Regions from separate parts of the Homo sapiens genome. Here region 2 is linked to region 1. Evidence: chromatin loops called from intact Hi-C (ENCODE). Cell type or tissue: ascending aorta. All regions are shown on one strand. Links, peaks and the distances in the headings refer to the core of each region. The heading gives the core; the rest is flanking DNA. Region 1 has its middle 81 kb from the start of FHL1. Region 2 has its middle 78 kb from the start of SLC9A6.

Evidence for each region. A loop is a pair of places that touch in the nucleus more often than their neighbours do. Peaks named below come from ENCODE experiments on the same cell type or tissue, not always from the same donor. Only the 100,000 strongest peaks of a DNase experiment are listed, where the experiment ranks them.
Region 2: a loop joins it to region 1, with 3 times the contacts of the local background. A loop is called at or near these places in 8 of 110 quality-filtered maps.

The regions. Positions count from the first base shown.
Region 1 is chrX:136,107,722-136,123,911 of GRCh38, reverse strand. No RefSeq gene overlaps it. Among named protein-coding and RNA genes, the nearest start is that of FHL1, 81 kb to the left of the region's middle. RefSeq lists a silencer at 9,203-9,402. In ascending aorta, for the core only: no CTCF peak of the experiment used is centred there; no DNase peak of the experiment used is centred there; H3K27ac peaks cover 2,025 bases.
Region 2 is chrX:136,054,842-136,071,031 of GRCh38, reverse strand. No RefSeq gene overlaps it. Among named protein-coding and RNA genes, the nearest start is that of SLC9A6, 78 kb to the right of the region's middle. In ascending aorta, for the core only: no CTCF peak of the experiment used is centred there; DNase peaks (open chromatin) are centred at 2,916, 5,853 and 7,491; H3K4me3 peaks cover 317 bases; H3K27ac peaks cover 6,937 bases.

The DNA.
Region 1 (16,190 bases), core at 4,106-12,105:
GCCTCCCAAAGTGCTGGGATTACAGATGTGAGCCAGCACATCTGGCAGAAAAATTCTTTAAAAACCTCACAGTAAAAGATAATAATACAACAAAAAAAATACAAAATTTAAAAATGCAATATAATAACCTTTTACATAACATTTGCATTGTAATAAGTGTGATAAGTAATCTAGAGATGATTTAAAGTATACGGCAGGATGTGCATAGGTGATATGTGAATACTGCAACATTTTCTATCAGGGATTATACCTGTGGATTTTGGTGTTCACCAGTGAGTGGTCCTGGAACCAATCTCCCATGGATATCAAGAGCGAGACAACTGTATAAGTCATGGCCAATATAAAGGAAACCCCTCCAAGGGCTCCTAATGCGGAATAAAATCTAAACCTATGTCCATGGCCTGCAAGGCCCTGCATGCCTGTCCCTTGCCCCCCTCCCCCATCTCAGCTCCTACCAATTAGCCTGTCCCTTCATTGAACACACGAAGCTTGTTTCCATTTCAGGGCCATTGTGCTTGTTTTCCTCTCAGCCTACATCACTCTTCCCCACACTTTGATATGGCTGGCTTCATAGACCCCAACCCCAGCTGTCACATTGTCCTGTTTTTACACCTTCGGAGTGCCTATAACTATCAGAAATGATCTTCTTTGTTTACTTATCATCTCATTCTCCCACTAGCATGTAAGTGGCGCAAGGAATTTTTGTCCCTTTTGTTCACTGTGCTATCCCAAGTGACCAGAACAGCACCTGGCAGCTAGTAAGTGTTGAAATAAATATTTAATGAATGAACAGATGATTAAGGACTAACTTAGTTGTGACCCAGATACATAAATAAATCATAGGGTTTGGAAGAAGAGGAGAGAAACAAAAGAAAGACAAGAAAGAAAATTTTAAAGAGGAGGTCAGATATAAACTGGGAGATAGATTGAAACGATGATGATTCAGAACACATTTTATTGTTTTTAGGTATAATCACTCTGATTTGCTGTGGCTCTTCCCTGGATCCTCCGTCAGTTCATTATATTTTAAAAGCCTAACTACATCAATGGGGATGCCATTCAAGCAAGAAAGTCCTTTGAAAATGTAGAATAATTAGCCCTCCTCTAACTTTATCTGTTTTATAAATAATACTCTTGGCATTATTAAGAAATTGACAACTAGGCCGGGCAAGGTGGCTTATGCCTATATTCCCAGCACTGAGAGGCTGAGGCAGATGGATGGCTTGAGCCCAGGAGTTTGCAACCAGCCTGGGTAACAGGGAGAAACGAAACCCTTTCGCCACACACACACACACACAAATTAGCCAGGCATAGTGGCACATGCCTGTAGTCCCAGCTACTCAGGAGGCTGAAGTGGGAGGATCACCAGAGCCTGGGGAGGTCGAGGCTGCAATGAGCTGTAACAGCACCACTGCACTCCAGCCTGGGCAACAGAGTGAGACCCTATCTCAAAATAAATGAATAAATGAATGAATAAATAAATACATAATAAATAAATAAATAAATAAATAAATAAATAAATAAATAAATATTAAAAAAAGAAAAGAAAAGAAATTGACAACTGATTAGCTGTTGACTAGCTTTGGGCAGTAATGATTTTTCCAAACCTCAGTCTCAAAACCTCAGAAGGGGATTACGTTAGCTCAGGAGTCACAGATGCAAAGGGGCCTCCCCCAGGGTCAGCAGGTCATGCAACTGATGGAAGTGAGCCTACAGGAGGACCCTGAGAAACTGGATGGAGTGCATATGCACCCAGTATGTGCCATGCTGCAGTGTAGCCCTGAGATGGCCAGGTTTACCCACTTTTTCAAGAAAAGGCAGAAATCCAGATTTTTATGACTTGTAAATGTTGGCAACTAATTTAAATAGTTTTAAAATACCACCAGGGCCAAGTAAAACATGCCTACAGGCTGAACTTGGCTCACAGACCCCTGTGCTGGATTTCTAAGGTCCTTTCCAACTTCTCAAATGCCTCCCGTCTATGAAATTTCTTTTTAAAAGTTGACACAACATCTGGGTAAACATTCTAAAACCCTGACTAGCATAAAAACCTTTTTTAAGATAAAAAATATTGTTTCAAGTAAAATAAATGTTCACTGTATACTTGATTTCTGGCCAATAACATACTAGATATTTTGATAAAGTTGTTTATTATTTAATTAGGCATAAAGCAAGGAGAACCAGCAATTCAAAGAGAGAGGACTATGCTAAGTGTGATGTCTTAAGGGAAAAATAGAGAAACGGAGGGACTGACTTCTCTAGGTGAGGAGTTGGTGTGAATTTATGTCTACTGCAAAAAACAAAACTCATCCAGAACATTAACTGCAGAGTCCAGATCTTGGTCCTTGAGAAAATTTTAATCTGATTGGATCTGATTTTCAGTTCATTAAAGAAAACAAGACATTTAATGCCAACACCCAAGAATTTTCCACGTTTTTTAGAGAAAGAACTATAATTATGGAAATAGCCAGTCACCCAAGGAGCATATTAAATACTTTAACTATTAGAAGACAGGTTTCTGGAACAACCAAAGTAAACAGTTTCACATTAACTTTTCTCAGATATGATAGTATTGGCTTAGAATTTTTATGATAATCTTAAATCCATTAGTGAGGTCAATTGTTTCCACATTACCAAAACATACTAATGTGATAATTTTTTAAAGCCTTGTTACTGTGCTGGACATTGTAAAACACAGGAAGCCCTGAAACAACAACCTAAAAATATATATTAACAACCTTTGATTTTAAACTTTGATTGATCATGGTGATTTTTTGTATCTTATTCAAAATGTTATAGTAACAATCTGAAAATAAAATTAAGAAAACACTTCAGTTTACAATAGTATCAAAAAGAGTAAATTACTTAGAAATAAATTTAACAAAAGAGATGCAAAACTTCTATTCTGAAAAGTACAAAACATCATGCAAAGAAACTAAAGAAGACCTAAATAAATGGAAACATGTTCCATGTTCATGGTGCAAAAGATTTAATATTGTTAAGATGCCAATATTCCCCAAGCTGATTCATAATTTAATACAATCCCTATCAAAATTCCAATAGCAGTTTTTGCAGAAATGGCAAAGCCAATCCTCAAATTCATTTGGAATTACGAGGGGCCCTGAATGGCCAAAACAATATTGAAAAAGAAAAATGAAGTTGGAGAACTCATACTTCCAAATATCAAAACTTACCACAAAGCTACAGTAATCAAAACAGTGTGCTATTGGAATAAGGATAGACATATAGAACAATGGAATAGAATTAAGAGTCAAAAAATGAACCAATAAGTCTATGATCAACTGATTTCAACATGGATGCCAAGTCCATTCAATGCGGAAAGAAAGAATAGCCTCTTCAACAAATTCTGGGATACCTGGATCTCCAAGTGCAAAAGGAATGAAGTACTGATACAAGCTACAACATGGGTGAACCTTGAAAACATTATGCTAAGCGAAAGAAGCCAGTCGTTAAAAACTTACATATTTATGGTTCCATTTATGTGAAATAACTAGGTAAGCTAATTTGTAGATACAGAAGATAGATTATTGTTTACCTAGGGCTAGAGAGTTGGTAGGAAATAGGGAATGCCTACTAATGGCTACAGAGTTTCTTTTGGGGTGATGGAAATGTTCAAAATTGATTTTGGTGATGGTTGCACAATTCTATGAATACTAAAAACCATTGAACTGTATGTTATTTATTTATTTATTTATTGAGGAGTCTCACTCTGTCACCCAGATTGGAGTACAGTAGCATGATCATAATTCACTGCAGCTTCAAACTCCTCAGCTCAAGCAATCCTCCCACCTCAGCCTCCCTTGTAGCTGGGGCCACCACAGGTGTGTACCACCATGCCTGGCTAATTTTGTTGATTTTTGTAGAGATGGAGTCTCACTATGTTGCCCAGGATAGTCTTGATCTCCTGGGCTCAAGTGATTCCCCACCTTGGCCTCCCAAAGTTCAGGGTGTCAGGCATGAGCCGCCACTCCTGGCCTAACTGTACCTTTTAAATGGGTGAATTGTCCGGTATTTGAATGATATCTCAATAAAGCTGTTAAAATGTGATGGTATTCTTCCACACTTACAGAAATGTAAGATGTATTTATTTCACAGGCATTGGTAGAGTACCTACTATATGCCATGCACTGTGCTAGGTGCCATTGGAGCCAAAACAAAATTTTATATCACTACTGTCTCAGAGTTTATAGTACGGTTCTGTGTATCAATAACTAGAACACATGGAAGAAAGCCAAGACTGAGCCCAAGGAGGCACCAAAAGTTATGATGAGAATAAAGTCAATTCTTAATGGAGGAAGTACCTTTTGGGGCTTTGGAGGGTAGCGGGACTTTGACAGGTACAGGTCAATGAGAAAGGCAATTCCAGCTGCGTGAGGTGGTTAGGGCAGGATGGTGTGGCAATGCACAGGAAGAGCAATGGAAGTGAGATGCACCTATTGTGTTTAGGAAGTGTCAAGTACCCTAGTTGGCCCGGAGGTAATAACTGAAGTGTAGTAACCCCCTAAAGCAGTGCAGGTAGGTTAGGCCGTATCCTAGAGGGCATAAAAAGTTTGGACTTATCTCACTAGGCAAGAGATAAATAGGAAGGCTTCTGAGCAGAGGAGTTACATGAGCAGAGCTGTGCTTTAGACAACACCCTCATCCCCTACCCTACCTTCACTCTCACCCTCGCCCTGAATCACATGGTGCTCACTATACATCTCCTCAAACGAGATATCTGAGCACGTGAATTTGAGAGGCTCATGACTTGAAGACACCAGGCACAGAAGAGGCTGAAATGCCAACACAACAGGGATTGAGAGAAGATCTTAAAACCCTCCAAAGAATCAGTCACACAACATACAAAGGAGAATCCGAACAGTATCAAGCTTCTCAAGAGCAATGCTAGATGCTGCAAGATAACTGAGCAATGCTATAAAAATGTGAGAGAAATCATCTTCAACCCAGAATTCCATTCCCAGCTACAATACTCATCAAGTGTGAGGTTAAAGACCTTTTTCACAAATGCAAGAGACCAGAAACTTTCTCTCTTGTGCATCCTACTTAGAGACTACTGGAGGATATGTTGTAGCAAAACAAGGGAATAAAACAAGTCTAGAGAACAGTTGGGGTTCAGGAAACTGGATCCAACCTTGGAGAGTGGCATGGGACAGGATCAGGATGGCAAGTGTGCATGTGCAACAGACCTAGAGAGCAAGTAGTCGAGATTGGCATAGGAAGATGCTAGGCCCTAGAAAGGTCATGTCTGGGCCGGGCAAGGTGGCTCACACCTGTAATCCCAGCACTTTGGGAGGCCGAGGGGGGCTGATCACAAGGTCAGGAGTTTGAGACCAGCCTGACCAACATGGTGAAACCCCGTCTCTACTAAAAATACAAAAATTAGCCAGGCGTGGTGGCATGCACACGTAATACCAGCTGCTCGGGAGGCTGAGGCAGGAGAATCGCTTGGACCTGGGAGGCAGAAGTTGCAGTGAGCCGAGATCGTGCCACTGCACTCCATCTTGAGCGACAGAGCGAGACTCCGTCTCAAAAAAAGAAAAGGAAAAAAGAAAAGTCATGTCTGAAGAAGCAAAGGGGGACTCGATAGAATATGGAGAAGCTATAAAGAATTTACGATAAGTGAATGATAGATAAACAAAACAAAACTAAAGGTAATTAGAGGTTCCAGGAAAAAAATATATGTGACAAGAAAAGAGGCCGAGGCAGGCAGATCACGAGGTCAGGAGTTCGAGACCAGCTTGGCCAACATGGTGAAACCCCGTCTCTACTAAAAATACAAAAACAATTAGCCGGGCGTGGTGGCATGTGCCTGTAACCCCAGCTACCTGGGATGCTGAGGCAGGAGAATTGCTTGAACTCAGGAGGCAGAGGTTGCAGTGAGCCGAGATTGTGACACCGCACTCCAGCCTAGGCAACAGAAAAGAAAATAAAAATAAGCATAGTATATTGCTTGATGGCTCCACAATAAGTGTTGTTAACATAGTTGTAATAGTGTAAATACACTTGTTTTATTTTACAACACAGTACAACTATATAGTGTAAAATTGGTAGATCTTCATCTCTCTAGTGCTCTTCTAGCATAACAAGAAATCAATAGATGGTGTCTGAAATGGATGAATCTAGAAACAGCAATAAAATCATACTGTAAAGGAATGTGGCCATAATTACGATTAAGAAACAGCTAGAAGTATTTAAGTGGCTGCTTTTGTGGAGCAGAACTAGGGTGTGGTAAAGGGTGGGTAGGGGGACTGTTGTTTTTCTTTTTTTTTTTTTTTTTGAAACGGAGTTTCACTCTTGTCACCCAGGCTGGGGTGCAATGGCTCGATCTCAGCTCACTGCAACCTCTGCCTCCCGGGTTCAAGCGATTCTCCTGCCTCAGCCTCCCAAGTAGCTGGGATTACAGGCGCCTGCCACCATGCCTGGCTAATTTTGTATTTTTAGTAGAGATGGGGTTTCACCATGGTGTCCAGGTTGGTCTCGAACTCCTGACCTCAGGTGATCCGCCCATCTTGGCCTCCCAAAGTGCTGGGATTACAAGCATGAGCCATCATGCCCGGCCTGTGGTTTTTTATTATATGACTTTCGATTCTGAATTATTTGTTTTGTATTATATAAATGTATTATATTAATACATATTTTAAATTATGCAATTATTAAAAAAATCTAACTGAATGTGTTGCCAAGGTTGACCAGGAGAGAGTAGAAAAATAACTAGAAGGATAGTGTTACAGTCCTGACGAGATAATAAGGGTCTGAACGATCCACAAGGACCCTTTTCTGTTAAGAGTCTCATTAGAATGTAATCTCTTAGAGACCTTGTCTATTTTGTTCACTGCTATATCCCCAGCATCTAGCACAGTGCCTCATACCTATAGAAGTTGGACAAATATTTGTTGAGTGAATGAATGAATAAATCTTGACATGTTTCTACAAGGCTAAATTGCATTTTTTTTTATTCCTAAAGTGATGCTTATTAATAAAAAGAATGCTTCCTTATATGGCAACAAAATAATAGCCATGCCACTCTTGTCTCCACTTTCCCCAAACAAGACAGAATAGGGAGGGGGACCCGCCTCATCTCTTGGGAAGCGTGGTGATAGTTTCCTGAGGAGCACAGATAAAATCTGTAATGCTGATGTGCAGATTCTCAAGTATGTGGTTGGAGGGGATAGTAGGGAGGGCTTGTTTTATTTGGACCTAAGTGTTTAGTGTTCCCAAGATTCCATTCTCGTTATCTTTAGCAAACAGGCCCCAATCCAATTCATAATTGAAAAACCATGATCTGAGTATTTTTCATGCAAGGTGTTTTAGCACAGTTTTGTACAAAATCACCACAGGCTTAGGTGGAATTAGATAAACGGATACTTCAAGAGGCTAAGTGCCTGAGAAGTAACATGTCAAGTTGTACAACTGTCTATAAGTAGTGTTAAGGGGCTTCTGCATTGAAATATTAGAAAATAAGAAAGAGAGGCCGGGTGCAGTGGTTCACACCTGTAATTCCAGCACTTTGGGAGGACGAGGTGGGGGGAACGTTTGAGCCTATGAGTTTGAGACCAGCCTGCGCAACATGGTGAGACCCCCTCTCAACAAAAAAATACAAAAATTAGCAGGTGATGGTGGCATGCACCTGTGTAATGCCTGTAGACCCAGCTACGTGGGCGGATTGCTCAAGCTCGGGAGGTGGAGCTTGCAGTGAGCCATGATGGTGCCCCTGCACTCCAGCCTGAATGACAGAGTGAGACCTCATCTCAAAATAAAAAAAGAAAGAAAGAAAATAAGAAAGAGATGTTGGTTACCCTCTAACTGAAAACAACTGAATGTATATTTAGGCTGCAAACCCACTTCCTGAATCCTCTTGGAACTCTGAAGTTTGAACTTGCAAGCAGATGTTCTGCTGGTAAAGGACATAAGCAAGTCAAGATTTTTACAATAAACCCCATCAGCTCAGCAATTGCTAGGCTGATAATAGACAAAATGAATTCATCCATGTGTAGTGGTTACACTCCCTAGACATTTAAGCTTAGGTCTTATTACATTAGTATGGCACGATATCATATCCATAAAATAAAAACCTATCTGTTAACTGCATAAAGACAAGCTACCAAGGCAAGAAGCCAGATGCAGGGGAGGAAGGCATGAATCATATTAGGAGAAATAGGATGCAAGGTGGAGACTCGATTTGGTTCCCATATCTCCCTCCTCTCTGGCCCACGTTGATTTCTCAATATCCCCAGCCAGATCCACTCTGCCACAACTCTCAGCAGCTGCTCCACCTCTGACAATACTCCTTCAAAATTGTGGACTCTACTACTTTCCTCCAACTTGTAGCAGTTAACCCTGTTATTTCCTGATAACCACTGGAATTTCTAAGCTAGTCAATGTAGCCTGTGTTATATGGTTTGGTTTCATTGATACTTTTAAAATATGAAAAAAGTTTTTTAAACTAAGAGTTTGGAGAATGCTCAAAAATGAGAGGCCATTTGCCTTTTCACAGTGCACACAAGGCATAAAAAATGTTTCTCAATATTGCAGCTGCTAAGTAACACAGAAAGTTTTCCAGTCGCCTAAACATTTGCTTGTGCACTTCTGCATTCCTACAATACCATTCAAAAGTTGTGCTGAAATCCTCCATGATTTACATGCATAACAGGAATAGAAAGATCATTTCTCCTTCATTCTTCTTCCTTTGGAACCAGCAGCCAGTGCCACCGTAATTCTAGATCAAACAGTTAAAAGCAAGTGATTTCACTCAGGAAGAGGTGACCATGGTGCTTGCCCTAAATGTAAAAGCTGAGGCTCTGTCATCGATCCAGTGTCAGGGTCTGGGCTGGGTACTGGGGATATAGAAGTGAGCCAGGGAGACCCGGTTCGTGCCCTCATGTAGCTCACAGTCTAATAGGGAGAGCCAGGCCATAACCAAGAACTCAAAGAAAGCAGCTTTCAGGTTGTGATTAGAGCTATAGTGGAAATAAGCAGGAGGGGATGGTAAGAGTCCCTGTGGAGGCACCACTATGGAGATTCAATATTCTTCATATGAATAAGATAGCCTTGCCCTTAGAAGGTTTCAGTCTAGTGAAGGAGGCAGAGTAAAAACAAGCAGACAAATAAATAATCTAATTGCGGGTTATGAGGAAAGAAACAAAGGGTGGTCAGAGGAGGCCTCTCCTAGGAGGTGCTATGTCAGCTGAGGCCTCATGGAGAAAGGATTGCCTGAACCCAGAGCTGGAAAAAGAACATTCCAAGCAGAAGGAACAAAGGAATCTAAAGTCTCTACGATGGGGAAAAGCCAGACATTTCCAGAAAGGAGGCGATAGTGGCCTGTGGAACAAGAGAGAGAGTGGAAGGACAGGAGGTTGGAGAGACAGACAACAGTCAGCTTCTTTGGGGTCTTCCAGCCCATGGTGAGCAGTGGAATTCTTATTCCAAGTACACTGAGAAAATGGAAATGTTGCCTACCATCACCTATTGCTTGACCTTCTGTTCCAGAGTGTCTCTTTCTTGCTAGGCAGATGGGTACAGAGTGTCCATGAGAAATAAGTGTCTCAAAGCATAATAAATTAGCTTTGGCCTTATAAATTTCAAAGATATTTAATTGGATATTTACATACAGTCATTATCTGCACACCTATTCTTGGAGATTGTTATGGCCAAGTAACCTAGTAAGTCAAGTGGAGCCTGAGTCCATTCCCCCTTCACTCTCTCTAAAAAGGTTAGCAGCAATGGTGTTTCCAACATGGAGTAGCATTTGTTATGTTCATACTGCCTTCCTGTTAATTAATAAGTAACCGAAGGTAGTGGTTTGGTTGGTTACATACTGCCTCCTTCCAAAGAGGATATGAAGTGGGTTACACCAACCTGTGTAATGTAACAGGATAAAAAATGATCAATAGATAAAATTCATGACCAAGGGAAAATGTAGGAAGGAAAATTAAGTGAAACAAAAAGTAAAATTAAAACAGTATGCTGGAATGCCTTAAGTGAATTACAAACCTGCCTCTGGGCTTCCTGGTGGGCAAAGGAAAGAAGGAAGCAAGATCAAGTTTGTCTTGTATATAAGATAAACCAGTCTGGGTGCGGTGGCGCATGCCTGTAATTCCAGCACTTTGGGAGGCCGAGGCAGGTGGATCACGAGGTTAGGAGACCAAGGCCAGCCTGGGTAACATGGTGAAACCCCCTCTCTACTAAAAATACAAAAAATTAGCCAGGCATGGTGGCACGCACCTGTAGTCCCAGCTACTCAGGAGGCTGAGGCAAGAGAATCGCTTGAACCCAGGAGCGGAGGTTGCAGTGAGCTGAGATTGTGCCGCTGCACTCCAGCCTGGACGACAGAGCAAGACTCCGTCTCAAAATAAATAAATTTAATAAATAAATAAATAATAAAATTTAAAAAAGATAAACCATAGTTTTGCTCAGGATGAGTGCAGCTTTTCCTGGCATAAGAACCTGAGAGAAGTTTCTTTAGTGGGTTCTATTAGATTGGAGACATTGTGCTCAAATGGACCTATGTTTTTTTTCAAAAGCAGCTTTTGTGAAGTATATTTATACACCATCAACACCCATTTTAAATGTACAAGTTCCTGTGTCTTCTTAAGGCCTTCTACATGAGAACACCTCAGAAGGTTCTGTAATTGGAGGGCAGAATTATTATCTTTCCCTCAGATAAAGCAATTCATATGAGTAATCATACTTTCTCCTAGCAAAAAGCTCTACAATTATTAGTATATTCTTTCTCATTGCTAATCTTACAGACTATAGTATTTCCATCTTATAAGATGGAGATCCTAAGACTCAGGAAAGTTGAGCAATTTAGCTGAAGTCAGACAATTTAGCCAAAGCTAAACTTCAAAACTGGAATGTTACACAAGTCATATTCCTATTTCAATTGCTAAATATGGGTTGATTTTCCCTGTTTACAGATTGCCACTGTTGCAATGTTTTCATCTCACTCAATTGAAGTCCAGAAATGTGAAAGAGGTCCAGGAATTCAAACACTCTTAAGGCCCTATTTCAGATTGCTAAACACAGATTAAGTGTAAGTAATACACTCCAATACTAAAAATGAAGAAATAAGATGTTTGCTTTTTTAACTTTTTGGATAAACATATGAAAAATTTATTTTGAGCCTTTAAAAAGTAGGTAGAACATTCCATCACATTGGTTCAAAGATCAGTTTCTCAGAACTTCGCTGGTTGTTGGTTAATGACATATGGCCCAACAGGAATATTAATATATAGATAATAGCTCACAAGCAGAATGTGAAATATTAAGGTATTATTGCAAAAGACTTTGCTACTTTCCAGAAGTATATTAACAGGATAACATGAAGTCCAAAATATTTGTAAATTCATCCCCTTTGTTTATCCAGCATTTTCAAGCTCCTCGTGAAGTATCCTACAGAGCCAAGCAAGGATCTGACCATCCTGGAACCAATTATCTTGGGGCAGAACATGTTTATGATTTCTTCAGACTCCAGCCAGCACAGACCAAGGGCTGGAAAGGGACAGGAAGGCCAAAGGTGCCTGCTTGGATTATCTAAGAACCTAGCACAGTGCTGGAAACATAGTAGGTACTCAGTAATTGGATTTTAACCTGAAATAAATGGGATAGGGAAAGAGTTTTTACATTACTTATTTTTTGTACATTAAAAAAAGACCTTTGTGTTGAATGTAAGTGTAGAGCTTGATGAATTTTTACAACCTGAACACACCTGTATTGCCAGTTACCCATTTCCAGTGGAGGATTTTTAACAAGGGAATGAACAAAAATGGGTAAAATCTGCCCATGGTCCTCGAGGAAGCCATAGTAGAGTAGGGGAGACACACAGCAAATAAAACAATTACATTAAAATCAATGTGCTGAGTGCTCTAATAGAAGTGTGTACATGATACCTAGGGGCATGATGGAGGAAGTGGTTCACTTTACCCTGATTGCTAGTGAAGTCTTCACAGAGGAAGGGGTACTTGAGATGGGTCTTAGAAGAAAAGAGTTTGCCAGATGGAGAAGGATGGAGTTAGAACTTGGCATATGGAAAGAAAAGTGTGGGCAAAGGCAAGTGTGGGAGAGCTGGACAAGGATAGTGTGGCTGGTACACTAGGGGCACGAACATTCCTTCCTTGACCCCACAGCCCTCTCCATCTGATACTTTTTCCTGCTCCCTTCTTAGCCCAACTTCTCCAAAGAATTATCTACTCATACTGCCTCTTCCTCTTCACCTCCCATCCACTCTTCAACCCACTCCAACCCATCTTCCAGACTCTCCACTTTATTGAAGCTCTTGCTTCAATGTTGGCAAGTCCAAGGAACATTCTTCTGTCCTTATTTAGCTTCTCAGTGATATTCTAAAGTCAGTCATTCTCTCATTCTTAGGACAATCTTTTTGGTTAGTTTGTTTCTGTGATATCGCACATCCTCAAGCTTCTCCTGCAGTGTCTTTTACTTCCCTATTTCCTCTACTCATGCAAAGTGTAAATAAGATAATATATGAAAAGTGCTTAGAATAGGTCATGGTAAATAGTAAACATTCAATAAATATTATCTGTTATTATTTCTGGCCTCCTGGCAGCATCTTTTTCATTTTTCCAGTTCTGCTATCAGTTTATTTTTATTTTAAGTTATTTCCCAATCTTTAAATGTTGTTATTCATCAGGGCTCATGTTTTAAATACTATCTATATATTCATGAATCACAAATTTATATCTTTAGCCTTTACTTGTTCACTGACCATTTTTTTTTTTACACAGCAGCCAGAATATTCTTTTAGAAATTAGTAACAGAGCAAGGATGTCCATTCTCATCACTTTTATTCAACATCATACTGGAGGTTCTAGCCAGTGCAATAAAGCAAGAAAAAGAAATAAAAGATATAGAAATTGGAAAAAAAAGAAGTAAAACTTTTTCTTCAAATAACATAATTGTGTATAGAAAAAAGCTAAGGAATCTACAAAAGAAATACTAGAACTAATAAGCAAATTAAGCAAGGTTATGAGATAAAAGGTTGATGTACAAAACGAATTGTATATTGGCAATGAAAAACTGGGAAAAGAAAATTTGAAACACATTATTATTTATAAAATTAAAAAAATTTCAAACACTCAGAAAAAGTATAATGAGAGCAGTTCAAGATCTCTAGGCTGAAAAATAGAATATATTGCTGAAAGAAATTAAAGAAGGCCTAAATAAATGGAGAGATATATCATGTTGATGGGTTGGAAGAATCAATACTGTTAAGATGCCAAACTCTTAAATTGATCTCTGGATTTCATGCAGTCCCATTTATAATCCCAGTCAATTTCTTTTATAGAAATTGACAAGCTTATTCTAAATTTATTTGAAAATGCAAAAGACCTAAACAAAACAAACTTGAAAAAGAAAAACTTTGGGTGATTCACACTGCCTGTATTCAACACTTACTCTAAAGCTACTGTGTGGTACTGACATAAAGACAGGCAAATAGATTGATGGAACAGGATAGAGAGTCCAGTGATAACCCCATACAGGTACTGCCTGTTAATTTTCAACAAAGGTGCAAAGACAATTTAATGGGGGAAACGATAGTCTGTTCATCAAATGGAGCTGGGAACAGCTAGATATTCTTTTTTTTTTTTTTTTTTTGAGACAGAGTCTCGCTCTGTTGCCCAGACTGGAGTGCAGTGGTGTGATCTCAGCTCACTGCAAGCTCCGCCTCCAGGGTTCAAGCCATTCTCCCGACTCAGCCTCCCGAGTAGCTGGGACTACAGGCACCCACCACCATGCCCAGCTAATTGTGTTTTTAGTAGAGATGGGGTTTCACTGTGTTAGCCAGGATGGTCTCTATCTCCTGACCTCATGATCTGCCCGCCTCGGCCTCCCAAAGTGCTGGGATTACAGGCGTGAGCCACCACGCCTGGCCAACAACTAGATATTCTTTTTCTTTTTCTTTTTTCTTTTCTTTTTCTTTTTTTCTTTTTCTTTTTTTTTTTTTTTTGAGACACACTTTCACTCTTGTTGCCCAGACTGGAGGGCGCAATGGCGTGATCTCAGCTCACTGCAACCTCTGCCTCTCAGGTTCAAGCTATTCTCCTGGCTCAGCCTCCCAAGTAGCTGAGATTACAGGTGCCTGCCAGCATGCCTGGCTAATTTTTTTTGTATTTTTAGTAGAGACGGGGTTTCACCATGTTGTCCAAGCTGGTCTCGAACTCCTGACCTCAGGGGATCCACCTGCCTCAGCCTCCCAAAGTGCTAGGATTACAGGCGTGAGCCACCACACCTAGCCACAGCTAGATATTCTTATGTAAGAAAAAGGAACTTTGACCCCCTATCTCACCACTTAATTAAAAATTACTTTTAGATGCATCATATGCCTAAAGGCAAAAGCTGAAACTCTAAAGCTTCTAAAATAATACATAGGCAATTATCTTCATGACATGGGATAGGCAATGGTTTCTTAGATAAGACCCAGAAAGCACTAACCTTAAAAGAAAAAATTGATAAATGAAACAATTAAAATTTAACATTTCTCCTCATCAAATGACACCATTAAGAAAATGAATAGTCCAGTCATTGTGGAAAACAGTGTAGCAATTCTTCAAAGAGCTAAAAATAGACCCACCATTCCACTGAGCAATCCCATTCCTGGGTAAATATCCAAAGGAATATAAATCATCCTACCATAAAGACACATGCACATGAATGTTCATTGCAGCACTATTCACAATAGCAAAGACATGGAATCAACCTGAGTGCCCATCAATGGTAGATTGGCTAAAGAAAATGTGGTACATATAAGTCATGGAATATTATGCAGCCATAAAAAAGAATGAGATCACGTACTTTGCAGGAACATGTAAGGAGTGGGAGGCCATTATCCTTAGCAAACTAATGCAGGAACAGAAAATCAAATATTGCATATTCTCACTTTAAGTGGGAGCTAAATTATGAGAACACATGGACACATAGAGGGGAACAACACACACTGGGGTCTACTTGAGGGTGGAGGCTGGGAGGAGGGAGAGGATCAGAAAAAATAACTAATGGGTACTAGGCTTAGTACCTGGATGATGAAACAATCTATATAACAAACCGTTGTCACACGAGTTTACCTATATAACAAACCTGTACAAATACACATGAACCTAAAACAAAAGTTAAAAAAAAAAGAAAAAGAAAAAAGAAAATGAACAGTCAAGCCACAAACTGGGAAAAAAATATTCACAATACATATAACTGACAAAGAACAAAATACAGAAACTTAATAGAAAAATAGACAAAATACTTGAATAGACACTTTAAAAACGAAGACCTATGAAGGGACAATAAACACATGAAAAGCTCATCAGCATTATTAATTATCAGGTAAATGCAAACTAAAACTGCAGTGAAATGCCATTTCATACCCTCTAGAATGGCTAAAATCAAAAAGACTGCCAGCACAAAATATTAGCAAGGATGTGAAGTAATGGGAAACCTCACACATTGCTGATGGTAATGTAAGATGGTGAACCAGGCCGGGCGTGGTGGCTCATGCCTGTAATCCCAGCACTTTGGGAGGCTGAAGCAGGCAGATCACATGAGGCCAGGAGTTCAAGACCAGCCTGGCCAACACGGTGAAACCCCCTCTCTACTAAAAATACAAAAATTAGCCAGGCATGGTGGTGCACACCTGTAATCCCAGCTATTTGGGAGGTTGAGGAATGAGAATTGCTTGAGCCTGGAATGAGCCACCGTGCCTGGCCAGAAGACTTGTTTTATACAACACAGTCACAGGCACTTTTAACAAGAATCTATATGAGTTGTCATGAAAATAAGATTGAAGTTGTTAAGTAATAAAAAGTTAATTATAAAAGTATACATATATATATACATGTATAACTTTCTAAAAAAATAATATATGCTTGGATTAGGTAAAACTACACATACATAACGTTGTTTGTTTATAGGAAGAAGACTGAACTACTGCTATACGCCAAACCGTTGGGAGTTGAAGTGGAACTGCCAAGGAATGGGGCCAGTTTTTCCGTTGTGGTGTTTTTATAATTGTGTAGGGTCAGTTTTAGTTTTTACTGTTTGACTCTGTTACAAAGACACTGTTTCACTCTGTCGCCCAGGCTGTAGTGCAGTGGCGTGATCTCAGCTCACTGCAACCTCTGCCTCCCAGGTTCAAGCGATTCTCCTGCCTCAGCCTCCCGAGTAGC
Region 2 (16,190 bases), core at 2,612-10,611, 51 kb after region 1:
ATTTATTATTATTATTAAGATGGGGTCTTGCTCTGTCACCCAGGCTGGAGTGCGGTAGCACCATTATAGCTCACTGCAGCCTCGAACTCCTGGGCTTAGGTGATCCTCCTGCCTCAGCCTCTCCAGTAGCTGGGACCACAGGAATGCACCACGGTGCTCACCTTCTGCCATCTCTTTAAATAGTACCAGCCGATATCCACTTGCTCAGGCCAAAAGCCTCAGGGGCATCACTGACTCCTCTTTCACTTTCACTTACCTCCGTATACAACTCCCTCATCAAGCCCTGTCAGTCTTACCTTCTACATGTCTCATGAATCTGTCCACTTATCTTCATCTCCATCCACCACCCTGGTCAAACCAACACCCTCTCTTACCTGAGTGCCTGAACTTGTCTCCTAACTGATCTTACTGCCTCCAGCCTTCCTCCCCTACAGCCCACTCTCCCCTTAGCAAGAGCCATGGTCTTTTCTTTTTCTTTTTTTTTTCGTGTGTGTGTGTGTGTGAGACAGAGAGAGAGAGAGAGACGGAGTCTCGCTCTCTCACCCAGGCTGGAGTGCAGTGGCACAATCTCGGCTCACTGCAACCTCTGCCTCCCAGGTTCAAGTGATTCTCCTGCCTCAGCCTCCCAAGTAGCTGGGACTATAGGCATGTGCCACCAGGCCTGGCTAATTTTTGTATTTTATTTTTAGTAGAGACAGGGTTTCGCCATTTTGGCCAGGCTGGTCTCGAACTCCTGACCTCAGGTGATCCACCTGCCTTGGCCTCACAAAGTGCTGGGATTATAGGCATGAGCCACCGCGCCCGGCCGAGCCATGGTCTTTTCAAAACATAATTTGGATTATGTCTCTCCCCAGCTTAACACTGTTTAATGGCTTCTCCATTATTGTCAGAACCAGAATCCCAAATCCATAACATGCCCCTGTCTGCTCTCCGGTCTCATATCCCATAACCCCTCCCCTTTCCTGAACTTCTGTGAGCATTTCTTGGTTCCTCAGATATGTGCTGCACTGTGAGTAGTGGCCCTTCACACTTGTGGTCCCTTCTGCTTAGACAGGGGAGCATTTTTCCCTCCACACATCCTCTCCCAGTTGACCTGGCTAACTTCTACTCAGCTTAAATGCCTCTTCCTCCAGGAAGCCTTCTCCGATCCTTACACTCAGCCTTCAGAACCTTTACTCTATGTTTCCAGAGCTTTCTGTCTGCTTTTCCTGTCATAGCATTGATCTAACTGCATTGTAACTGCCTATCTATCCGTCTGTCTTCCTAACTAAATTATTAGCACTGGGGAGAAGGGACGTCTTCCCTCTTTTTGTAAAAATTTAATTTTATTATTATTAGTTTTAGAAAGGGGGTCTCACTCCATTGCCCAGGCTGGAGTGCAGTAGTATGATTATAGCTCACTGCAGCCTCCCAATTACTGGGCTCAAGTGATCCTCCCACCTTAGCCTCCTTGGTAGCTGGGGCTACAGCCATGAGCCATCACACCCAGCTAATTTTTAAATATTTTTTTGGAGATGGAGTGTCTCTATGCTGCCCAGGCTGATCTCAAACTCTTGGCCTCATGTGATCCTCCCACCTTACTCTCCCACGTAGCTGGAATTACCTCTTCTCTTTTGTTCCCCTCTGCATGTCGGGTCTAGCTCATAGCAGGCTCTTTCCATCAGCTCATCCTTATACCTAGAATACTCCTCACCCTCACCTTTGAAAGTCTGGCTACTTATCCTTCAGATTGCTGTTTGAAGTCTGCTCTGCTCATGGATGTTGTCCTGACCATGCTATCTGAGCTAGCCCCCCAGTCACTCTATCACATCACCCTACTTTCATTCTCTGTGTTGCATTTGCCACTCTTGGATCTTTTCCATGTTTGTGTGTTTCTTTTTTGTTTATTGGCTGTTTTCACCAGAAGGAATATACATGCCATAGAAACAGGGCCTTTGTCTGGTTTTGCCCCACATTGTAACACAGCATCTAGGCAAATGCTTGGAATGTGGTAGGATGAGTGTTGGATGAATACATGTTGGATAAGTTGAATGAATGAACTGATAGTGAATGATCAGTCAATCAAACAATCAAAGGTAACCCTCAGAGGAGAGCAGCAATCCTCAAGTGGAAATGGTAAACCAAGTGAGGAGCCTGTGCTGCCCCAGCTGGGATCTAAGATAAGTCATCAGATGTTCCCTAGGGGTGGCCTACATTCTCCCAGCATGCATCACCTCTGGCACTAATTAAAGGAGGACACTAGGGAAGGTTCTTTTTCTACGTTTCCAGATGGGGCAGACTCTTGATATAGGAAGAAAAAACAAATTGCCCCCTATGGCAGGCTGAAGGGAGAGGCTGGCAGACGGCAGCTTTTTAGAAATTTGGGTCGGTGCTGGAGACTTGTTAGTCAGTGACAGGTAAGACCTGGGACACAGATAACACATGGACACATGGACACTCATGAAAAACAGTAGACCATTGGCTAATGATAGAACCCAGGGCAAGGCTGAGCTATCTGGAGGTCTAATGGTCCTTTTGAACAATCTCAGCTTTTCTGGAAGGCAGTGAAGAGGAATGTGGGCTAAGAGTCCCTGCATTGCATCTCTGTCCGGCCTTGAGCTGTCTTCAAACAACCCCCCAACCTCCCCAACTGAGAACAAAGAGCCATCATTTCCACCTCCAGAAGCTTTGCCCACCAGAACGTGTCCAACTTACTAAACAGGGCTCCTTACCCCTGTGAATACTAAGAAGTAAACCGAAACAGAGCCCTTGCCAAGACAACTTCTCCCTCTCTCAGCATCAAAACTGAGGTCCTGTGCCTTCCAGTAAACAGTTCTGAAGTTACCCGCTTTCCTTTTTTAAAATTGCAAGCCGAAAAGCTCTCTAGCAAAGAGTCCCTCCCCCACCCCTCTCTTTCGTGGCGAGCCATGCCAGTTTGGCCATCTCCCAAGGACCAGTGATGCCAGGCATTTTATGAACAAAGCACAAGTTCCTTTGGATGCTGGCTGATTGATGGAAGTCCTGTGGGATTCGACCCTTGGAGGATTCACAGACAAATTACTTGATTATTAAGTACTACCAGAATAGAAATTAAGCTCAAAATAAAAAAACAAACGCCTCAAAGTCCCACTTGCTTGCTATTTACATATTGTTGTAGACAATTAAGCAGACTATGTGTCCTCTGGTCCAAGACACTAGTCTATGTGTGATGTTGCACAAACAATAGAAGACATCATTCCTGTCCTTGGAAAGGTCCAGTGGGACCAAGTCACCATGTGTGCAAAAGGCATATATGTTCATGAAGAAATGTGTAGTACACACATATATGGTGTGACCAGCTCCTCTCTCTGCACCATGAGTGGTCTAAGGGTCTCAGCTTTCTTTTGGGCACCAAGACACAAAGACTGGGCCCCATAATATCAGGACTGGGTCCCACTCCTCTCCCCAGGCGAGAAAGCAGCTCAAGCTTAAATTCTGGTCTCTGAAGGAAAAAAAAAAAACTCAGAACAAAAGAGCCTCTCAACCCAAGCTACCTCTGATTGATCCAGAACTGGGTAGTGAGGTGGGGTGGTGCAAATCCAGGAGAACTGGGGAGGGATTTGCTCTTGTGGCTCCAGCCCTACTCTTCCTTGCTTCTGAGTAATGCACTTGATTATTCTCACTCATGCAAGCACATCGAGTTTAGTGGGAAGTATATACACAAACAGATCTGAGCAAGTCCCCGCTGAGTCCTGCATCTCAGACTCTGGCAGCACAGAAATCAGTGAAGCAACTGTGAGCTCATAAAAATTTAAGACGCTTCGTGTGGGAGACAGTGGCTCTGGATGCAAAGGCGGGGAGGAAAAGAAGTAAGAAATGACCAAAAAAGCTAAAAAGCTGAAAAGCAACTTGTTATCTTTTTGCTTCAGGAGTGACCACACCAATACCCTCATTGTGGAATGGGCTTAAGGAAAATGAGAAAGCAAAAATGTGGAGCAATAAGTAGGCATTTCACGGTTTTCTAAAACCACCAAACTCCACACCGCCTCCACCCCGCAGTCCAGAGCACACTGTGGTCCATGATATGAGCAGGGCCAGTGAATGCTGACATGCCCATCCATAGTATACCACATTCCAGCTCCTAGGGGACTCTTTCCTATCCAAACTTGGCTGTGATAAACGGAACTGAGCAGAGGGCTTCCTCAACCCTCAGCTCATGCCATTATTAGCCAAATGGGTACAATGCACCATGCCATAGCAAAATCCACTAACAGCAGCTGGGAAGAGATGGGGAAATACAAGACAGATGGTAAAGTCCTTTGAAGTATGGATACAGTCCCTAAATAGAGAGGAGAGAGCCACACACTGAACATTTCATTTTGTAAGACATAGAATGGCCCAAATGCTGAAAACATGCACTACAATTCCAAAAGTTGTTTCCAAAGTCTAACTTTGACTCTCAAGTCCTTGGGTGAAGATACCTTGCCTCTGAAGACATCGTATGTTGAGCACTTTTTAAGGAACTAACCTCAGAACATGCAACCAATTCCTTGGAATATCCTTAGTGCTGAATTTGCTGTTGTTTGAAAAAATAAGCCAACATTGATCCATGGCAACTAGGCAGATGTTCCAACAAGGCTGCACTACTTTGGGTCCAAAAAGAAGGTGAAGTGGATTTTCTCAGGTGTCACATAGCTTGGCTCTGAAGAGTACTCCCTGCAATGTCTGGCACACTGGCAGCCACATTGGAATAAGTGTGCAATTTCATTTTTCTTTTCTTTTTTTTTCTTTTTATTTTTTTTAGACAAGAGTCTTGCTCTATCACCCAGGCTGGAGTGCAATAGCGTGATCTCGGCTCACTGCAACCTCCGCCTCCCAGATTCAAGTGATTCCCCTGCCTCAGCCTCCCAAGTAGCTGGGATTACAGGTGTGTGCCACTACTCCCAGCTAATTTTTGTATTTTTAGTAGAGACGGGGTTTCACCATGTTGGCCAGGATGGTCTCGAACTCCTGATCTCAGGTGATCCGCCTGCCTCAGCCTCCAGAAGTGCTGGGATTACAGGTATGAGCCACCGTGCCTAGCCTAAGTGTGTGCAATTTCTTTAGGGAACTTCTTAGAAAGGCAACACATTTAATAAATGTGCAAGTTCTGATGACATTTAATACATACGAAAGCCCCAATATGCTTGCTGAAAATCAACCTTTACCTTTTTTGTTGTATCAGGTGTTTGGGGAAGAGGGGAAAGGAATGGGCGGGTACTCAGTCATGGGATGAGAGCACGCTAAATCCATGTGCCCTCTTCCTAGGGTGTAGGAGGAGAGAGCTTCAGCGCAGGGTTCAGCAAACTTTTTCTGCAAGGGCCAGATAGTAAAAATTTTCAGCTTTGCCTGCCATATGGGGTCTGTTACATAACTTAACTCTGCTATTGCAGTGCAAAAGCAGCCTTAGACAATACTCAAACAAATGAGCATGGCTGAATGCCAATAAAACTTTATTTGCAAAATCAGCTGGGAATGGATTTGCTCTGTGGGCCAGATTTGGTCTGCAGTTCCTAGTCTGCCAACCCCTGCTCTTGTGCAAAGCAGACACTCATTTGCAGACTTCTTGTTTGACATCTCCAAACAACTTGCTGAAAGGTAAAGGGGCAAGCAGAGGTCCCTGAGCTCCCATAATCACTTCTCTTCAACCATTCTCGGTTGAATCCCATGATGTCATTCTGAAATGCAGTGGGTCATTGACAGGGTCACATTACTCAGAGAAAAACAGGATGTTTGACACCTAAAATATTCAGAACAAGCCCAGAGCTCATCTCTGCAAAAATGCTCTTATATAACAGGAAGCAAGAAGAAAGGGAAAGCGGCGACAGGAGGCTGGGAGGGGACAGCCGCTCTTGGAGAAGGCGCACCGGGTTGGGCTCTGACGGCAGGCCTGCTGCCTAGAGAGTACATCTCTGCTTGCAGCTGTCACTTCAGTGGACAGATGACTTCATTTCAGCTCCCCCCCTCCAATAAAGAGGCAATAATCTCTCACTTGGGAGAAATACCATATGGCAGATGCTTTGCAAAGTTGTAAGAAAACAGTATAAAGTACTTAGCGGGGAAATGCCACTTCCAAAAGCATAAAATTTGTCTAGAAAGGGATCAGGCAGTGTCTTTGAAATACCATAGGTTCCCAGAAGATGAAGTTGAAACCAGTGGGATTGGGTAACAAGAGGGGCATTATCAAGGCAAGTTAACACAGACATCTCCTTTCTTGTGTTTACATACCTTTAGTGTGGCTCAAATCCGAAACACTTATTCCCAAAGCTCACCCTGAACTGCCCTTGCTGAAATCTCAATGTCCACTACTCTCTACCTTGTACTTCAGGCTCGAAAATAACAGGTCTTCTTATTCCCCAAAGACCCAGTGGCATGAAGCCTCTGGCATGTGGCTTTGTGTCTCTGGGCATTTGGTCATGCAGGTTTCTTGTTCTGGAAGGGCCCTTCTGGCTCTTCAAAATTTAGCCTCCCTTGGCTGTTTACTGGGCCTCCCAAGTGTGTTCAGCACCCCCTCTTCTGTGCTACCTTGAGATCTTATACATATTTCTTTTGTTGTACCTAGTACATCGTCGAGTCATTTATTTGATTATATGACTTATTTCCTCCACTAGACCCTGAGCTCCTTGCTCTCTGATTTGTCTCTGGATTCCCAAAACCTAGGTAGTGCTGGGCTTATGAGAACAGCCCCATAAACATTTGCAGAATTTGGTGTCCAATAGTGGGGGGAGCCTCACTTGCTCAGCTGATCTCCTTTGGACCAGAGCTATATTTTCCAGGGCAAGCCTAGGTTAGGGTTCCATTTTGAGGTCTCTAGAACAAAATCCCCAGTAGCCTTGGGTTCCTCAGCATGGGGCTCTGGTCAACTGAGTTGCTGGCGCAGTTCTTTCATTAACTCTCTTAACTCAAATGTCTGCACCAAGATTTCCAATCCAATTACGAAGAGTCTCCCAGCCAGCACCTTCTTATCCTTCAGACCTCATCTTAAATGTCTTCTGAGAGACCGTTCCTGATTTCCCAGTCTGGAGTAGCTCTCCCCATTACTGTCTTGGCTTACCACATGACTTGGCATTTAGTAGGCATTCAATAAATACCTGTTGAAAGAGTGAGTGAAGGCATTTTGCAAGGTTTGAGTAAGCTAACGCCCATGGAATGCCTCAGACACATTCATTGCCTATAGACACACAGTAAATGTTTCCTTTATCAACATCTCTTCAGACACACTAATCCCAGGAAGCAACTAGGATAATGAAGCGACATCTCCCCGACTCCAGCACTTACAAAAATGCTTCCTTCCACCTACAGACAAATATAAAGGGAGAAGAATTCCAAAAGGAAGGCAGTTGTCATCTTTGACATACAAATGAAACGTGCTCAAAGTGGACAGCATTTATGTTCCCTTAAAGTGTGGCAAAAGCCAAGTTCCCCACAGCTTGAGCAAACAGGAAGACAAGAAATGTTCACACATAACCTTAAAAGTGGATCCAACCATGCCGCAGAGTGAGGCAAGCCTGGCTTAGGAGATTATGCCCATATAAGGCCCCACAAGCAGCTCCCAGTGGAGGCTGAGATAATTTGGCACCTCTCAGCAAAAACCAATAAGATTTGCCTTTAGGGCTTTGTTCACAAATAACCCCAAGTCGGCTGTCTACATTTTCATCTAAACATTTGATGAAAAACCTAATACCACCCTAAACATTTCAGCCTCAAAGACTCTGAAGGAAGTGCTGGAAATAACTCAAAGGCAGCCATCATCTGAAATGCTCACTCAAGTCTCCCCGGTGGTCTTTCTGAGTTGCTGAGGAAGAGCTGGGATAGGGAGGCAGGGCTCTGGGGACCACCTGAACTCAGAGATGGGCTGAGATCTGTTTCCTTTTCTGTCAGTGACAGTAAAGGGCTAGATAGTAAGCATTTTTCACTTTGCGGGCCATAGGTCTATCACCACTGCTCTACTCTACCACTGTAGTGAAAAAGCCTTAGGCAAGACGTGAATGAATGGGCATGGCTGTGTTCCAATAAAATTTTATTGATGGTCACTGAAATGTGAATTTCATATAATTTTCATGTGTCACAAAATATACTTTTGATTTGTTACAACCACTTAAAAATACAAAAACCAGTCTTAGCTCTCAGGCAGCACAAAAACAGTCAATGGGCTGGACTCGACCTGTGGGCTGCAGCTAGCTAATCCCTGCAGCAGGCAGTAATGTACAGTAATGTGTAGTAACCAGCAAAGAACACAACCTCAGGCCCTTGGGCTCACTTGGATTCTGCAAGTTAACTTCTGCCACTTTCTGGCTATGTGACTTTGAGTAAGTCAGTAAAATCTCTGAGCCTCAGTTTCCCCATCTGTCTGGACCTCCTTGCCACTGCTGGAATGAGCATTAAAAGAGAGAAGCCATCTCATGATGGTGCTTGGCACACATAAACACTCTGTAGATGTTAGCTACTGTTATCTGAAGTTCCCTTTGATTACAGCTGGCATTCTCCCTTCTGATATCCCTAGTGCCTAGCACACTATGTGGCACACAGTAGACACTCATGAATCTTGGTTGAATGAATGAATGAATGAATGAATGAATGAATGAATACATGCTTGAATAAAATCCCATCGAAATGCAGCAACTGACACTTTCACTCTCTAGCTGCCCAGGCTGTCAACTTGCAGCCTCCATCACTTCCAAACTTTTAGTTTTGGCCCAGTGTTGTTGTTGGGTCAGCACTGGGGCAAGTGGTTGGAGTTGCACTTGGTACAATTTCAGATGTGCACATAGTAAGTACTCAATAATTGCTTGAGGAATGAATTAATAGACATCTATTGCCCAAGTGAAGCGATAACTTCAAGTATTTTAATTTCAAAAAGAGAGATACCCCTCCTTTGCACCCAGTCCTAGGGCTCATGATGTTGGGGAAGTGGTGATTAAGATGAGGTGACCTCCCTGAAAGTCCGCCCCGGGGAGGGACAAGGTAATTGTCCAGCACTGCATGTTGGTCTTCTCCTGCTTTCTTCAGCTAGTCCCACAGAGGGACACTGGCCTGCCCACCACCTGCCTCTCTAGGAGACCAAGCTCTTGTACAAACAAACTGTTCAGGGCTTTTTAGAGCCAAATTTCTATCTGCGTACGCATTCTCATCCAGAGGGCCATTGCTCCAGCTGCTAAGGTAAAAAGGGGGTTAGCCAGTGATTTGGGCCCATGTGCTTCATGGGGGGAAGCCATTTATTTTTGTATAAACAGCATATGGTGCTCACCTACCCCTCACAAGGAGGCTGTGGGAATTCCTGGCACACGAGTAATTTTAAGTTTCAAAGTTTTTCTAGGGTCCTGAAAAAAAAAAGCTGCAGAAAACACGGAAAAGGAAATCATCTTGAGTTGGACACGACAGCCCTTGAACCATGAAGAGCATCACGTGCAGATCAGAGGCCCCAGCGAAACTCTCCCTGGAGAAAAGGCCCAGCAAGCCCAAGCCAGGCCGATAGGGGATTGATTTCCCACCCCCGGAAACAGCGCAGGAATCAATGAGTGTGCTGTGATCCAGAGCTGACTGCCGGGAAGCCTTGGCCTTGGCCAATGCTAGGCAGGAGGCTGTGGGCTACGTGAGCACTGACAAGACCCTTAAAGGCTTCCAACTTTCCTCTGGAGGAAGGCTTGACTTGGATCCCACTATAAGTTCTGTCAACCACATCAGAGCAGTTTCACAAAAGCCACTCAGAAAATGGAAAATGTTAAGGACATTTGTGGGAACCAAGAAGGAGCCAGACACAAGTATGGCATCATTTTCCCCACCACCCAAGGAGCCACCATCCCAAGTCTTGAAGAAGCACAAAGGGAAGTCGAGGTCCTCATGCCTGTTGAGCAGGCCCCCGGGAGTCTGCACCTCAGAGCCTGCTTTGGGCCTTGAGACTTCAGTCTGCTTTGAGCCGATGGTGGCACCAGCCATTTCTTATGATTAATCATAGTAATAATCGCCATGACAGCTACCATTGACAGGGTGTTCACTGTAGGCCAGGCACTGTGCTAAGTAGCTGTGTGATCTTGGACCTTCGCTGAACCACTCTGAGCCCCAGTTCCTTCCTTATCGGCAAGAAAGGGATAGCAATGGCACTCAGCTCAGAGAGTTGTTCTGTGGATTCGATGAGGCCATGCTTATAAAGGGCTTAACCCTGTGCCTGGCCCAGATTAGGTGCTTCAACAAGAGACAACCGCTATTATTATTACATGCGGGAAATAGCTGACGATTCAGATCAAAGGGGAAAATGACAATGGCCTTAATTCTGTTGTTGTAATTCTCCCTTTCTCCCTCTCCTTACCTTCTTCTTTCTCAACTTATCCTGTTTTTTATTTTATTTTATTTTATTTTATTTTTTGAGAATGAGTTTCACTCTTGTTGCCCAAGCTGGAGTGCAATGGTGGGATCTCGGCTCACTGCAACCTCCTCCTCCCGGGTTCAAGCAATTCTCCTGCCTCAGCTAGGATTACAGGTGCCCACCACCACACCTGGCTAATTTTTTTTTTTTTTTTTGTATTTTTAGTAGAGAGGAGGTTTCACCATGTTGGCCAGGCTGGTCTCGAACTCCTGACCTCAGGTGAGACACCCGCCTTGGCCTCCCAAAGTGCTAGGATTACAGACGTGAGCTTACCCTGATCTTAAACATAGACTTTCCATTCTCTCCCAGCCCTGTGAAGTGCAGGGAGGGCAAAAGCTTGCATGGCCATGGAGAAGCACGCACGAGCCACTCACAGGTTTGTGTGCCCACCAATGGCAACTCCAAGCAGATCGCCTCTTCTTTCTCCTTGCCAGGTCCGTTTTTGGCACTTTACATCTCCCAGCCAATACGGTTTTGGTCGGCTCCATGGAGCAGTGCATGAGGCATGCCACAGAAACATGAGAAGTAGCTAGTTGGCTATCTTGTCAGGTTGTGTAGCTGTGAGTCAAAAAAATGCCAAAACATTTGAAAGCAGAATTCACCCCTTCTGTGACAGCCACCAGAGTAATGCTCAAAAAGGTATTTTTTCCTCTTCTGTGGGTAAAGCAGAAGAGAAGAAAATGAGTGGCAGTCACTAGTCCAGTAAAGGGAATGTTTGATCTTGGTTTGTTCATTCATTCGCTCCTTTGTTCATCCCTCACATTCTTGGTAGGTTCCTGTATCTACTTTTTGCTGAGCAGTATACCTAACACTGGGGGAAATCAGACGATTGAGACAAGGGTGTCTGAGCCTATGGCTTACTGTCTAGTGGGGGAGATGGATAAAATAAATGAACAATTCTAATGTAGTGAGAGGAGTTCTCTGCAGCTGAGGAGCACAGGGCACTGTCAGTCCCCAGAGGAACCAGCATCGAACTCAACCTGGGAATGTGTTTGTTTCAGTTCACGAAAAAGCCAGCATCCAAATCAAAAAGATGGCCAGGAGTGGAGGCTCTCACCTGTAATCCCTGTAGTTTGGGAGACCAAGGCAGGAGGATTGCTTGAGCCCAAAAGTTTGAAACCAGCCTGGGCAATATAGCAAGACCCTTTGCCTACAAAACAATTTTAAAAAATAAAAGATGGTCTTTGCTTAAAACAAGTGAATGCAAGCAGCCTGGGAAACCAAATGCAGAGGCCACCAAGCCTCCAAAGGCAGCCTGGAAAGTTACTCCTCTGCATCTTGTTCTGTGCCTGTTTCTTTTCTATCCCTCAGCCCATTGATTAGGCTCATGCCTTTCACTCTCAAGAAAGAGTTAATCTTATATACAGTAGGATTTCAATTTTCCAAAGTTTCTGAATGTGTGGGTGCATATGCATATAGAGTAAAAAGACTGGAAGAAGCCTCACTAAAATGTTAACAATGGTTATCTTTGGGTAGCATTTTCATGTCTCATTTCTTAAATATTTTAATTTTTTCCACAATGAACATGTATTATTTTTATAATCTGAAAACAATGTCATTAATTTCAAAAGTGCAGGTCTGCAAAAAGCTATGTGCTGTATGCTTCTGTTTATATGACATGCTGGAAAAAGCAAAACTACAGGGACAGGAAATATGTCAGTGGTTGTCAGAAGCCCAGGGTGGGGAAAGGGATTAACTACAAATGGGCACAGGGGAAGTTTTTGGAGAGATGAACCCGATTCGTCTGTTGATTGTGGTGATAGTTACATGTCTGTGTTTTTCTTTTTTCTTTTTTTTTTTTTTTTTTTTTGAGATGGAGTTTCACTCTTGTTGCCCAGGCTGGAGTGCAATGTTGCAATCTCAGCTCACTTCAGCTCACTCCAGCCTCCGCCTCCTGGGTTCAAGCCATTCTCCTGCCTCAGCCTCCTGAATTGTTGGGATTACAGGCTCCTGCCACCACGCCAGGCTAATTTTTTGTATTTTTAGTAGAGACAGGATTTCACCATTTTGGCCAGGCTGGTCTCGAACTCCTGGCCTCAGGGGATCCACCCGCCTCGGCCTCCCAAAGTGCTGGGATTACAGGCGTGAGCCACCACACCCGGCCGTCTATGTTTTTCAAAGCTCACAGAGCTATATGCTAAAGGATAAATTTTATGGCATATAAATCATACTTCAATAAGCCAGAGGTTTTGTTTGTTTGTTTTGAGACAGAGTCTCACTCTGTCGCCCAGGCTGGAGTGTGGTGGTGTGATGTCAGCTCACTGCAACCTCCACCTCCCAGGTTCAAGCGATTCTCCTACCTCAGCCTCCCGAATAGCTGGGATTACAGGCATGCGCCACCAGGCCCGGCTAATTTTTGTATTTTTAGTAGAAACTGGGTCTCTCCATGTTTGCCAGGCTGGTTCCAAACTCCTGACATCAGGTGACCTGCCAGCCTTTGCCTCCCAAAGTACTGGGATTACAGATGTGAGCCACCGCGCTTGGCCAATGAGCCAGAGTTTTTCTAAAAAGTGAGTTTAGATTATTTTTCCACTTCCATCATTTCTGGAGAATCTGATGGACCCAGGAAGATAATGAAATGTTTGAAGTGTATGATCTTAAAAAGATTACAAAAACAGACAAAGGAAATTTTCTTATTCCTGTCAGTTCTCTTAAAGTTCAGCCTTAGATGGCTGGGGCTTGAGTTTTGTTTTTTTATTCTTTGCTCCTTTTTTTTAAAGTCACTCGAGGCCAGAATTTATGTGAAAGACATAGTTTTTCTTGGTATCTAATGAGGTGACTTTAGAATGATTTCAAGTATGATTTACAACTGGAGTGCTATCTTTATGAAACATTTATATCTGTGACAACACCTAATAAAACTTTTTATTGGAAACATTGTTTGTATGGTTAGAACAGACTGTCAAAATAATCCCCCTTGGACCAGATGCATCACAAACTGATCATTTACTCTGTTGTTCTTGCCGGTATCATATTTAAATTCAATCTGATGGGGACTAGAGAAAAGGGCAAGCCGATGACATCATTTTCTTTATAAAGATTGAAGTTTTCATTTACTACAAGGGACACGATATAAAGACTATCTTACAGTAAGAAACTACAATGCCCACAAGCTGGAAATTTCTGTCCTGAACTACCCAACTAGACACTGTTATTTGAATTCAGTCATGTCATTAAAATATTTAAGACCTGGTTTGTGCTTTATTTGATATAGAATTGGATCATTGTCTATAAGTACAGACTCTAGATGCTGTATAATTAGAGTGGTATCTGAAGCTATCTTTTTTTTTTTTTTTTTTTTGAGACAGAGTTTCGCTCTTGTTGCCCAGGCTGGAGTGCAATGGCACAATCTCGGCTCACTGCAACCAACCTCCACCTCCTAGGCTCAAGCGATTCTCCCCCCTCAGCCTCTGTAGTAAGCCTGGCTAATTTTTGTATTTTTAGTAGAGATGGGGTTTTGCCATGGTGGCCAGGCTGGTCTCGAACTCCTGACCTCAGGTGATCAACCTACCTCGGCCTCCCAAAGTGCTGGGATTACGGGCGTGAGCCACTGGCCTGAAGCTACCCTTTCGTTTCTTCCTTAGCCTAACAACAAGAAAAAGTTCTATAATATACCAGGGTTATGGAGAGGAAGTGGCAACTGGCTCAGCACAGATAGAAGCAGTGTGCCAGTTACTTTTGCTTTTAATTTACCTTGTAAGTTCTTCTGTTCATCCTTAGAAGTGACTCCAAATGCGTGGTACAGAAACTACATGCACAGATGCTGCTTGTTCACATAAAATCAGTGGAGAAATCAGAGAAATACCAAAAATATCTAATAATAAGCTATTGATCCTGCTAAAGGGCATAATGAAAAGATGGCATGAAGTTCTCTACAAGAAAAAAATGGCCATTTTGATCTATTACATTTACAAACTAGAAATGCTGAGCTCTAAAACCACATATCTAATAAATGCTGAGCTCTAAAACCATGTATCTAATGACAAGGCTATCTTCACCACTAGACTGTGAGCTCCTTGAGTGCAGGCAGCATGCCTGATGTACCTCTGACTTTCTAGATCAGACAGAAGGAATGAAGGAAGAATTTGTATAATCAAGTCATTGGTTTCCTATGAAACAGAGTTTGGAATCGCACTACTGACATCCCTACCAATGGGTCAGAAAGAACAGAGCTCAGTGTAATGAGAGCAGAGCTGTGGGCTCCATTGTTACATAGAATAGCCAGCTTTGTCCTGGACTGCCTTTGTAGGTAAAGGGGAGGTTCTGCGTTTAATGTATGTTTTTTAGGTCAGCACATCAGTCCTACAGTTTCTGGGTGAAGAAATAAATTCCTGCCGAGGAAGGAATGTAATTGGGGTTTAACACAAGCAATTTTAGGAAAGACCTCTACGTATCAGGACCAGCACTACATTTCTTAAAAAAAAAAAAAAAAAAGACATCTCTTTGTCCATCATCTTTCTCTCAAGTTAGTTCTGAAGTGACTTTTCCCAGCCACTCCGGAGGCAATGAGGACTTCATTTTGGAAACATTGGCTGAGTGTACTGGTGACTCACACCTCTGATGAATTAATAAAAGTTGAGAAAACAAAAACCAGATGTTTCCTTCATCTTAATATAGACCCCTAAGCTTTCTTTTTTCAGTTATACTGTCACTTGCTGATTTCCTTCTAGTGAGGCAAAGCCCAATATTTTGAAAGTTTGTATCCATGCCTATTGGATGACCTCCATCCCAACAGTTGCTATTTGGTTCAAATTTCCATAAAGACAGCAGGTCAGGCACGGACTGTTTCAGCAAGCTAGTGGCACACAGTGTTTGAGAACAGCATACCAGAGGGCTTGGACACTAGATTGGATTTGCTTGAGAACTCTTGCAACAGCTTCTGAGGAAAAGCAAAAAGCGAAGCCGTCTCTTAGCTTGCATGCAAACCCACACAGAACCAGAAAGAGACTGGCCAACTAGCCGTGGCTTCCTTTCCACATCCAGTATTCATTCCTTGGCCCTTGACCCTTCTGGAAAATGCTAAAAACTGTGTTTTAGAGAGCCCACAACATATATTTTCATTCTTCTGGCCAGACTGGAGGTGAATACACTGAAATCCAGAGTGACGTACATTTGAAAGTTTCCTAATAACACCACCCATCATTCCCTGAGAACTTCTGTAGCTTTCTGTTTTTCGTAAGGAGGGAAAATAATTTATTTTTTCCTCCATCCATTGTACTTTGGTTAAAGCAATTATTTTTCCCCAGACACCACCCATAGCAAAAAGCTCCAGATGTTTTTAGGTTATAATGAGAGAATGGATGGCAAACCCTGGTGTTTTTCAAACTCGTATCCTTTCCCAGCCTTTTTGTTTGGGGCCCTTAGCCCTCCTCTCCCTCCCCTCTTTTCTTAATTGGGCTCCACCTACCCTTACCTAAGTGATCCAGAAACAAATTTAGATTTGTGCTTTGACCGCTACATCTCTCAATCTCTTGGTCCTAATAGGTATCTTCTAAAATTGTGATTCCCACCACCCCATCCACTGATTTGCCCAATCCAGGTTGCTGGTAATCACTGTAACCTGTCCCCCTCACCCATTCACTACGGCTAGTCTCCAAATCAACACCAACCAGATGTCTCTTGCATCTGTCCCCTCCTTTCGACCCCTACTGTATTCCTGTGCTTAGGCCACCATTCTCTCTCACCTGACCAAGTCTTCTAACCATCATCTCTGTGTCCACTGTTACCCATCTCCAAATAATTCATCCTTTCCACCGTAGCTACAGTAAGTGATCTTTCTAAAACCCCTGTATGATCATGTCTTCCATACATTGCCACTCCTGGTAACATA